Regions from separate parts of the Homo sapiens genome. Here all the other regions are linked to region 3. A link is a contact called in ENCODE Hi-C or POLR2A ChIA-PET data. All regions are on one chromosome and are shown on one strand. The core of a region is the stretch at or near the end of the contact, and the rest is flanking DNA. Distances in the headings are between cores, read along the strand shown. Region 1 has its middle 9.4 kb from the start of GRIN1. Region 2 holds the start of NRARP (NOTCH regulated ankyrin repeat protein). Region 3 holds the start of ARRDC1-AS1 (ARRDC1 antisense RNA 1).

Region 1 (2,700 bases), core at 137-2,636, 490 kb after region 3:
GTGAGCCACTGTTCTCGGCCTCACCTCTTCTAACGTTAAGAGTTTGCAGTTATAACTTTCTCTAAGCACTGTATTAGCTGCATCCTATACATTTTCATGTGCATATTTCCATTTTTATTCAGCTCAAAATACGTACTAATTTTTTGTGATTTCTTATTTATTTTTAATCTTATGAGACGGAGGCTCGCTCTGTTGCCCAGGCTGGAGTGCAACGAGGCGATCTCGGCTCACTGCAACCTCTGCCTCCCGGGTTCAAGCGATTCTCCTGCCTCAGCCTCCCGAGTAGCTGGGACTACAGGCAACCGCCACCACACCCAGCTATTTTTTGTATTTTTAGTAGAGACGGAGTTTCACTATATTGGCCAGGCTGGTCTTGAACCCCTGACCTCAAGTGATCCCCCGCCCCCCCTCGACCTCCCAAAGGGCCGGGATTATAGACATTAGACGTCGTTGCCGGGGGAGCCCTCCAAACACCCAGAAATGCCACAGCCAGGACCGTGGGACGCAGCAGAATCGCCCAAGGGGCAGGGGGCAGCCTGGCCAGAAGAAAATGAGGGAGGGGCCGCGCGTGAGGTTCGGCAGGGGAGAACACAGGCCTCCGGCGGCCACGGACGCCGCTTTGCCATTTTGAGCGTTTCTGGGGAGGACAACGCGCGCAGGAAGCGCAGTCATCTCAAGCTGACCTCCAAGGCTACCAGGTTTGAGGGCTGGAGCCGAGTCTGAAAGCCCCGACCCGCCTATGGCGCGGGGACTGTGGGTCCAGCCGGCCGCTTGGCCCCCTCGCTCGGCGCCGGTCCAGGCGCAGCGCTCGGGCCCCGGCGACGGTGAGATGCGGCGCGGCCAGCTTAGCTCGGGGTAGGGGCCACCCCAGCCTCGCCCCAGCCGGCCGGGTCCGCGACCTCGGGAGGGTCCGGTCCTTCCCTCGGCCCCCGCGACGCCGCGCCCGGGTGAGGCCCTGGGCTTCTTGCCGGTGACCACGCGGCCAGGGTGGCCCCCAGCCCAGGACGGCTACCAAGGGCGGCCCAGCCCCATCCCCGCGCCGCGGGTCCCGGAACCGAAGAGCTGGGAGCGGGCGCTCCCTGACAACATGGCGGCGGCGCCCGGGCGCCTCCCCGGGTCCCGGGTGTCTGCGTCTCCCCGCGAGGCCGTGGGCAAAGCCGGTGCCGTCCGACGACAGGAGGCGAAAGGAACCCAGGACCAGACCCGCGGGGCGAACAGTGCTGGAGGACCATGCACCGACCACGCCCGAAGCAGAACCAAGGCCCGCCCTGTTGCCGTGGCGACTGCGCGCGGGGTAGACGCAGGCGCCGCAAGCCGTGAGCTCTCAGTGCAGGCGCATAGGCTGCGGGGTTGAGGCGCATTGCGTGCGCGTGCGCGCTGCTCACACGCGGACGGTTCTGTGCGCCGCAATGGCTGCCCGCGAGTATCGGAGAGGCGGAGCTCTCAGTCTTTTACAGGACCGGGTCTCCTGATGCCGCCGGTGGTTCCTCGAGGCCCCCTTCCACGCATCCGCCGCCGCTGCTTCATCAGGACTTCATTTCGGTGACGCAGAGCTTTGGCGAGAGCTACGGCAACAGCAAGAACTGCCGGCGGCTCTTGTGCTGCAGGGTGAGGACCGCGCCGGGCGGACCGAGGCCCGGGGTCGCTGCGCCCGCCGCCCTCCCAGCCTGCGGCTCCGAGCGGGGCCTGGGCGGGCAGACTCGACTCCCCCCGACGCCGCCCTCTCCACCCTTACCCCGCAAAAAGGGGCAAATCTGCTTTCCGGGCCGGGGCAGCCGTGGTCGGCACGCCTGCAGCGGTCTCAGCGACCCAAATTCTGCGGGGCGGTGGTGGTGGGAGGAAGGGTTGGAGCCCCAGCAGGTTGTCTGGGCTTCGTTTGCTTTTCGGCAAGGTCCTGGCCCAGGCCCCAGTCCCTCTTGGAGCGGAAGCCTCTGGACCTGTTGCTCCTAAGAAAGCAAGCGGCCCCTGACGCGTTGCTGTGGCCTGGTTTGACCCTCGTAGCCAGCCCATGTTCTGTGAGGCATGAAGCGCCACGCAGACACCACGACAAAGTGAGATGAACTAAGACCTCTTCTTGATTCTAAGCAGGGAACGCACAGCTCACCCTGTCACATGCAGCGATCATAAGCTGAGAATTACCCTCTTCCTTCCCACAGCGTCTAATCTTTTTTTATGTTTTTGTGGCAAGGTCTCGCTTAGTCGCCCAGGCTGGAGCGCAGTGGCGATCATGGCCCACTGCGGCCTCGACCTCCTGGGCTCCAGCGTGCGTCTAATCTAGAACCAAATCCTCCTTCCTTAGATCATCCCCCAAATCACCCAACTACAGGTGAAATCCTGTAATAGTTTCCTCCGAACACCCTGTTGCTGAGACACCTCAACGTCTCAACCTGGTGTGTTTGTACGTAGAGTAAAAGACCCAACTTGTTTAACTACAGGCGTGTTTGCAGTGGTCTTTGGCTTAAGGGCGTTATAGACTCTCAGTCGGAGAGTCACTGAGATTCAGTTGAGACTCTCAACTCAGAGCATGCCTTTCTGAGTCCCTTTTGTGTCTGTCTCTGGGAGCACAACCTATTCTTGGCTGGGAAGAAACAGGCATATTCTTTGTTTCATTCTCCTTGAACGCCTACCGTGGCCAGTTGCCGTTTTAGTTCTGACTGCAGAGATGAATAAAACAGATTTGTAGGAGAGGCTGGTGAGAAG
Region 2 (2,700 bases), core at 144-2,643, 320 kb after region 3:
CAAAGGAGAGAGCTGAACAGAACCAGCGGGATCACGGCCCCAGGAAGACCAGAGCGAGCTCTGAGCTGTGCCTTTGAGGGACAGAGGTTCCCAGCCCACCAGGAGGACCCCAGGGCCTCAGGACCCTGCTCCGGTCAGCCAGGGTCTGTCCCGAAGGGAGCCTGCCCAGTTTTTCCTGCCAGTATGGGCACAGCATGGGGTGGGGACACACCCCTGTGGGGAGCCGGATGTGGGGACATGGAGCTGGTGGGCGGAAGCCTCCTCAGACAAGGCCTGGCATGGGGGTCTCCCCAGCCCGAGCTCAGAGCTGCCTGCGCGGAATTCCCGGCTTGGCTTCAGAAGGAATTCAAGCCCCAGCCTGCCTGGCCTCCTGCTCCGCGCCTGAGAATCACTCCTCCTTAATTTCCAACGACCACAGCGAGTTGTAAACTGTAAAACTCTAATGAGGAAATGCGCTGTGCTTCCCCTGCTAGTGCCTCCCGGTCAATTGTTAGAGTGGTCAATAAAAATGGGTTTTACAGTTTGGAAGCCAGGCGTTTCAGAATTCCCTTCTGGCCCTGGCGCCACACCTAGCCCTGCTCACCTGGGCAGGACCTATGTGTCCCGCATGCTGGTGCGTGGGCAGCAGAGGGAGGCAGGCCGCGGTCCCGACCCTCCCGCTGCGCCCCGGCCCGGGGCTTCCTCCCGAGAGGACAGCGGAACCCCCTTCACCGCCAGGCGATAGAAGCCGCGGTGGCCGGCCGGAGGCCCCTCGCATCAGTACGGTTGGGGCACACATAGGCTGAGCCGGCGGCCATGAGGCTGCCCGCGCGCGGGAAGGACCCGCGTGGCTGAAGGCCCCACGTCAGGGCCTGGAGTTGCCACCCGCGTGGACGGTGAGCCCGGAGGCGCGGGCTGGCCGGGGTCGCCGCGCGCCTCTCCGCTCAGAGGGGTCTCTCCTTCGCCACGGGCCTGAGATGCCCGCGAACCCCCTGCCCGGGAGAGGCCGCCCTCGGGGCCACCTGGCGGTCGCGCTCGGGTACCGGGCAAGGCCTGGGTCTGGCTGCTGAGGGAGCTTGGAATTCCCCGGGTGGCCGGAGGGAGAAGGGGCGGGACGACCGCAAAGAGACGCGGAGCGCCCGGGGGGCGCGCGGACGGCGGCGGCGACGGAGCTGGACCCCCCCGGCGGCCACCTGGCCTCCCCCGCCCAGGCGCTGCCGGCGACCAGCGCCCCCTGCCGCGAAGCGCGCCGCCGCCGGGACCCGCCCCCGGACCCCTGCGCACGGCACCGCCCACGCCCCGCCCCCATGTGGGCGCGGCCCAATCCCGGGGCCGCCGGCGCGCGCGTCACGGGCTGCCATTGTTATGCAAATATAAAGAAGGTAAAAGGCGCCCCGGCGCGGCGGGCGAGCTAGTGCTGCGGCGCGTGGGGAGGCGCCTTGGGACCGCGTGGGAGCCGCAGCCGAACCGAGTAGGGACCGGGACCGCGCGGCGCCGCCGTCCCCGGCCGGGCCCGGCCCCCGCGAGCCGAGCGCGCGCCCCCGTCGCCCACCCGGGCGCGGCTGGATGCGGCGGGGTCCCCGCGGCGGCGACCCCCGGCCCCGAGCGCCCGGAGCGCCCAGAGGCGGCGTGCGGGGCCCGGGGACGCCGCGCCCTCCATGCGCCGAGGCGCGCCCCGAGACAGCCGGGGGCCCGCGCCGCAGCCGCCGCCCGCGCTGAGCCCCGGCCCGGCCCGCGGCCCGCGCCCGGCGGCAGCATGAGCCAGGCCGAGCTGTCCACCTGCTCCGCGCCGCAGACGCAGCGCATCTTCCAGGAGGCTGTGCGCAAGGGCAACACGCAGGAGCTGCAGTCGCTGCTGCAGAACATGACCAACTGCGAGTTCAACGTGAACTCGTTCGGGCCCGAGGGCCAGACGGCGCTGCACCAGTCGGTCATCGACGGCAACCTGGAGCTCGTGAAGCTGCTGGTCAAGTTCGGCGCCGACATCCGCCTGGCCAACCGCGACGGCTGGAGCGCGCTGCACATCGCCGCGTTCGGTGGCCACCAGGACATCGTGCTCTATCTCATCACCAAGGCGAAGTACGCGGCCAGCGGCCGGTGATGCCCGCCGGGACCCCGGACCCCGGCCCTGCGCCCGCGTCGTCTCTGCTGTACCTTCCCGCCAACTACCTCGGTGCGCGCCCGGCTCGCAGGCCCCGCCAGAAGGCCCGTGGCCACGGCGAATACGGCGCGTGCGTCCCGGCCCCAGGGTCCGGCAGCCCCGCCGGCCGAGCGCCTCCCTGCGGCCTAGCCGGGCCCGGCCGGGCCGGAGCAGCTTCCCACGGCCCCCACCCGCTCGCCTGCCCGCCGCCTCGCGGGTGGGGGCGGGGCGCGGGCTCCAGCCCCTTTTGAAATTTGAGTCTCGCAACCAGCAAGTTCGGAATCCCGAGATACCGGATCCTCTGCGCAAAATGTTTTCTCCCGAAGGTGAAAGGCGGGCGGCGGGAGCCGAAGGCGGACTCGGAGCGCTCCGCCGCCGCCTTCAGGACCCGCCCGCAGGCCCGGGACGCGCCGATGCCGGCTGCAGCCGAGGAGCAGCCCCGAGGTCCGAGGTCCGCGCCGCTGGCGCGCGGCCGAGGAGACGCTCGGCTGTTCGCTGTTGCTGGTGTTCTAAACTATTTATCTTGTGTGTGTACATTTGTGGGTGGAGTTTGTGCGCCTGGTTTTTTTGTTTGGAAAACA
Region 3 (2,700 bases), core at 85-2,584:
TTTTGTTCTCAGTGACTAATATTAATTCCTTGAATGCTGCAGATACTCAGCAAAAACTCCTTGCATTGAATTTAAGAATTCCCCTGCACCTTCCCAGTTTACTTATTTCAACACCCCCCAAAAATGCAGGAAAAAAATAAACAAAAAGGCCATACATTACCTGAGTTAAAATACAGTGTTAAGTCTATGCACCAGGATACTGTACGGCTTCTTACTACACCTTAACTTTCTAAGCTTTAGAAGTCTCAACTGTTACTAGACAGTTAATTTCAAAGAAATACTTCTACGCTGACAGTTTTCTCCAAACCGGTCCCTTATCTCAGCCCTAGGACCACACTATTTCTGCATCTCCACGGACACACCACCTCCTGCTTGCTTTTCCTTCAGAGGGACGCCAGTGGTCCACTCGCAAGACTTTAATCTCTACGCTGCTTCCTTTCCTAAGCAAGGAAACAAACTATCCTTGAGAATGAGCACGGGGAAGGCCGAGACCATTAACAAAAGAATGTGAACTTTTTACATCGAGAGCCCTTTAAAGCTGCTGGTTTGGAAATAAACTTGAGTCCGCAAGCTTCCCACCGAGCGTGCTTTCCTGCTTCTGACAGCCAGCAGGGCTGGAGCAGCATTGTCTGGGGAGAAACACGCCGGGACTGGCCAACTTTTCGTTAAAGATGGTGCCATCCTACTCAGAACAAAGTGAAAGGTCAACGAAGCGAAGGAAGAGCTCCGAGAGGAGGGACAGCCTCGCCTCGGCCGGCGCTCCAAAGTTGGCCGGCCCCGCTACTTTTCCTTTTGTCCTCCGCACCTCCCCGGCACCCTGGCCGAGGCCCTCCCCGCAGATCCGGCTTGCGGGCGGCGGCGGCGGCACGGGGTCCGTGGGGGGCGCGGGCACAGGTACGCGGTCGCCTCCCTCACCTGCGCCCCCGCCCGCTCCCCCAGCCGCCGCCCGGCCCGCGCCGCGCACAAAGCGCGCCCGGCGGGAGCGCGGGCCGGACGCCCGGCGGCCTCGGCCCGGCCTCGGCCTGAGGCGGCGGCAGCGGCGGCGGCGGCGGCGGGGGGACCCGGGGCCCCGCCCGCCCGCCGGCCGCCTGCCGCCGCCCCGCCCGGTTCTTCGCCCCCGCGCCGCCTCCGCCGCTGCCCGCCGCCCCCGCGCCGCCCCCCGCCGGCCCCGCTGCTCACCTCGGCATCGGCGGCGGCCATGGCCCGGGCCCGCAGCGTGGCCCCGCCCCTCCCGCGCGCCATCGCCCCGCCCGCGCCTCGCGGCCCAGAGTCGGGGCGGGGCCGATCGCCTACGTCTGCGCCTGCGCCTGCGCCCGCGCCTGCGCGTTGGAGCTCGACCGGTGCGGCGCCTGCGCACTGGAACCAGGCGTGCGGCGCCCCAGGCGCCGGGCCTGCGGCGGCCGGAACCGGAACGCGCGCCCGCGGGGTAGGAGACCTGGAGCTGGAGAACCCGCCCGCCAGAGTCGTAGTAGTGGATGGGGAGTAGCCGTCCCATTTTCAACACATGTCTCATTCTAAATTGACGTTTTGGTGGGCTGGCCGAAGAAGGAGAAAGACCCGCGGCTCCGACCTCTGACCTCTAACCCCGGACGCACTTTGATTTCGCCGGCTTGCGCGGAAGGCTGACTCCCTGGGCCGCGGCCTGGCGCGGGAGCCGCCTGTGGGGTGTCCCCGGCGCGGGAGGGTGCTCTGGTTCAGGCAGGTTCCCGTTGCGGCGGGGTTCCCTCGGTTGGGAGGAATGCCCCTGCCGAGGGTATGCTCCGGCTGGAGGGGGTGTCCCTAACGGCGGGAATACCTGGACTGGCTGGGGTGTCCCACTGGGGAGGGTTTCCCGGTGGGGAGGTGTCTGGCGGGGGAGCGGCTCCGGCTAAGCATGGGTGTTCTGCTAGGAGGATGTGTCTGGCTGGGGGCGGTGTCCCAATCGGGAGGGTTGCCCTGATGGGGGAGGTTCTACAGTTGTGGAGATGCCAACCTGGGGGGCGCTCCGGTTGGGGGGTGTGCCCTCTCTGGTTACCCCGCTCTCGCTGCCACTCATAGGCCCGCTGCCCAGGTATGCACAAGTCAAGGCCTTTTCTGCAGACCAAGTAGCCTTCCCTGGAGAGCGCCCCCAGCACCACGGAAACTACCTACATGCCCCGCGGTGGTCAGCCCGCCTTATCCCAGCCCCGAGACCCAAAACAAGAAGCATGGACTGAATTTGAGGTTTCTGGATGGTCGTGTGAACCGAGGGGACGGGTACTGGACTGACAAGAAATGAGCCTTGAAGGTCAATCTGGGTGACACCCGAGTCTCCTGGTGAGTCGGACTCCGGAGAATTATCTCAAGTCCAGCATAGACAGCGCACATAGACAGAAAAGGAAACGGACAATCCCAAGTGCCAAGGGAACCTTCCCAGGTTTCTTTAGGGCAGCTAAACTGCTCTGTCAAAGCCTAAGTCCATTTATGACAGGCCGAGCACCCTGAGCCCTCGCAGGAGACACGAGCGCCTTCATGGCCCTCCTGCCCCGCACCCACCTCTCCGCCACCCCTGCTGTCTGTCCCTTCCCTGAAACCTTTATTTCGAGTGTCTTTGTGGCTTCCCTCTTTACCATCCTTGAGTTGAAATATCACCTCTTAAGGGAAGCCTTCCCTCTCCTCCCTAGTTAAAATGATACTGCCCCCCCATACCTGTCTTCGTTGACTTACTTGGCTCCATCACAG

The links. A loop is a pair of places that touch in the nucleus more often than their neighbours do. ChIA-PET counts read pairs that join two places held with the same protein, here RNA polymerase II (POLR2A). Pooled maps may share reads with other maps.
Region 1: a pooled map shows a loop between it and region 3 (4-fold over the local background). The contact joins the enhancer-like site here to the promoter of ARRDC1-AS1 in region 3. A Hi-C loop is called at or near these places in 1 of 37 single-sample maps with no recorded cell type and 6 of 50 pooled maps. POLR2A ChIA-PET finds 5 or more read pairs at or near these places in 8 of 52 experiments (Caco-2, GM10248, HEK293 and 5 more).
Region 2: a loop to region 3 is called in a pooled map, with 5 times the contacts of the local background. The contact joins the promoter of NRARP here to the promoter of ARRDC1-AS1 in region 3. A Hi-C loop is called at or near these places in 1 of 37 single-sample maps with no recorded cell type and 10 of 50 pooled maps. POLR2A ChIA-PET finds 5 or more read pairs at or near these places in 1 of 52 experiments (Caco-2).

What each region holds. Positions count from the first base shown.
Region 1 is chr9:137,128,422-137,131,121 of GRCh38, reverse strand. No RefSeq gene overlaps it. Among named protein-coding and RNA genes, the nearest start is that of GRIN1, 9.4 kb to the left of the region's middle. RefSeq lists silencers at 762-1,271, 1,632-1,711. Within about 2 kb of position 1,386, at least 35 of the 41 ENCODE cell types and tissues checked have a DNase peak (open chromatin) inside an H3K27ac peak, as active enhancers do; they include OCI-LY7 and PC-9, where a contact is called at or near this core.
Region 2 is chr9:137,300,964-137,303,663 of GRCh38, reverse strand. It overlaps NRARP (NOTCH regulated ankyrin repeat protein), which reads left to right and starts at 1,393. Exons shown (of 1, transcript NM_001004354.3): 1 at 1,393-2,700. The coding sequence starts at 1,736. The coding sequence ends at 2,080. RefSeq lists silencers at 834-1,473, 2,156-2,235, 2,306-2,365, 2,486-2,535 and an enhancer at 1,176-2,094.
Region 3 is chr9:137,617,529-137,620,228 of GRCh38, reverse strand. It overlaps ARRDC1-AS1 (ARRDC1 antisense RNA 1), which reads left to right and starts at 1,334. Exons shown (of 3, transcript NR_122035.1): 1 at 1,334-1,698; 2 at 2,038-2,295. EHMT1 (euchromatic histone lysine methyltransferase 1) reads right to left here and starts at 1,224. Exons shown (of 27, transcript NM_024757.5): 1 at 1,180-1,224. The coding sequence starts at 1,200. RefSeq lists enhancers at 98-816, 1,482-1,531 and a silencer at 1,142-1,441.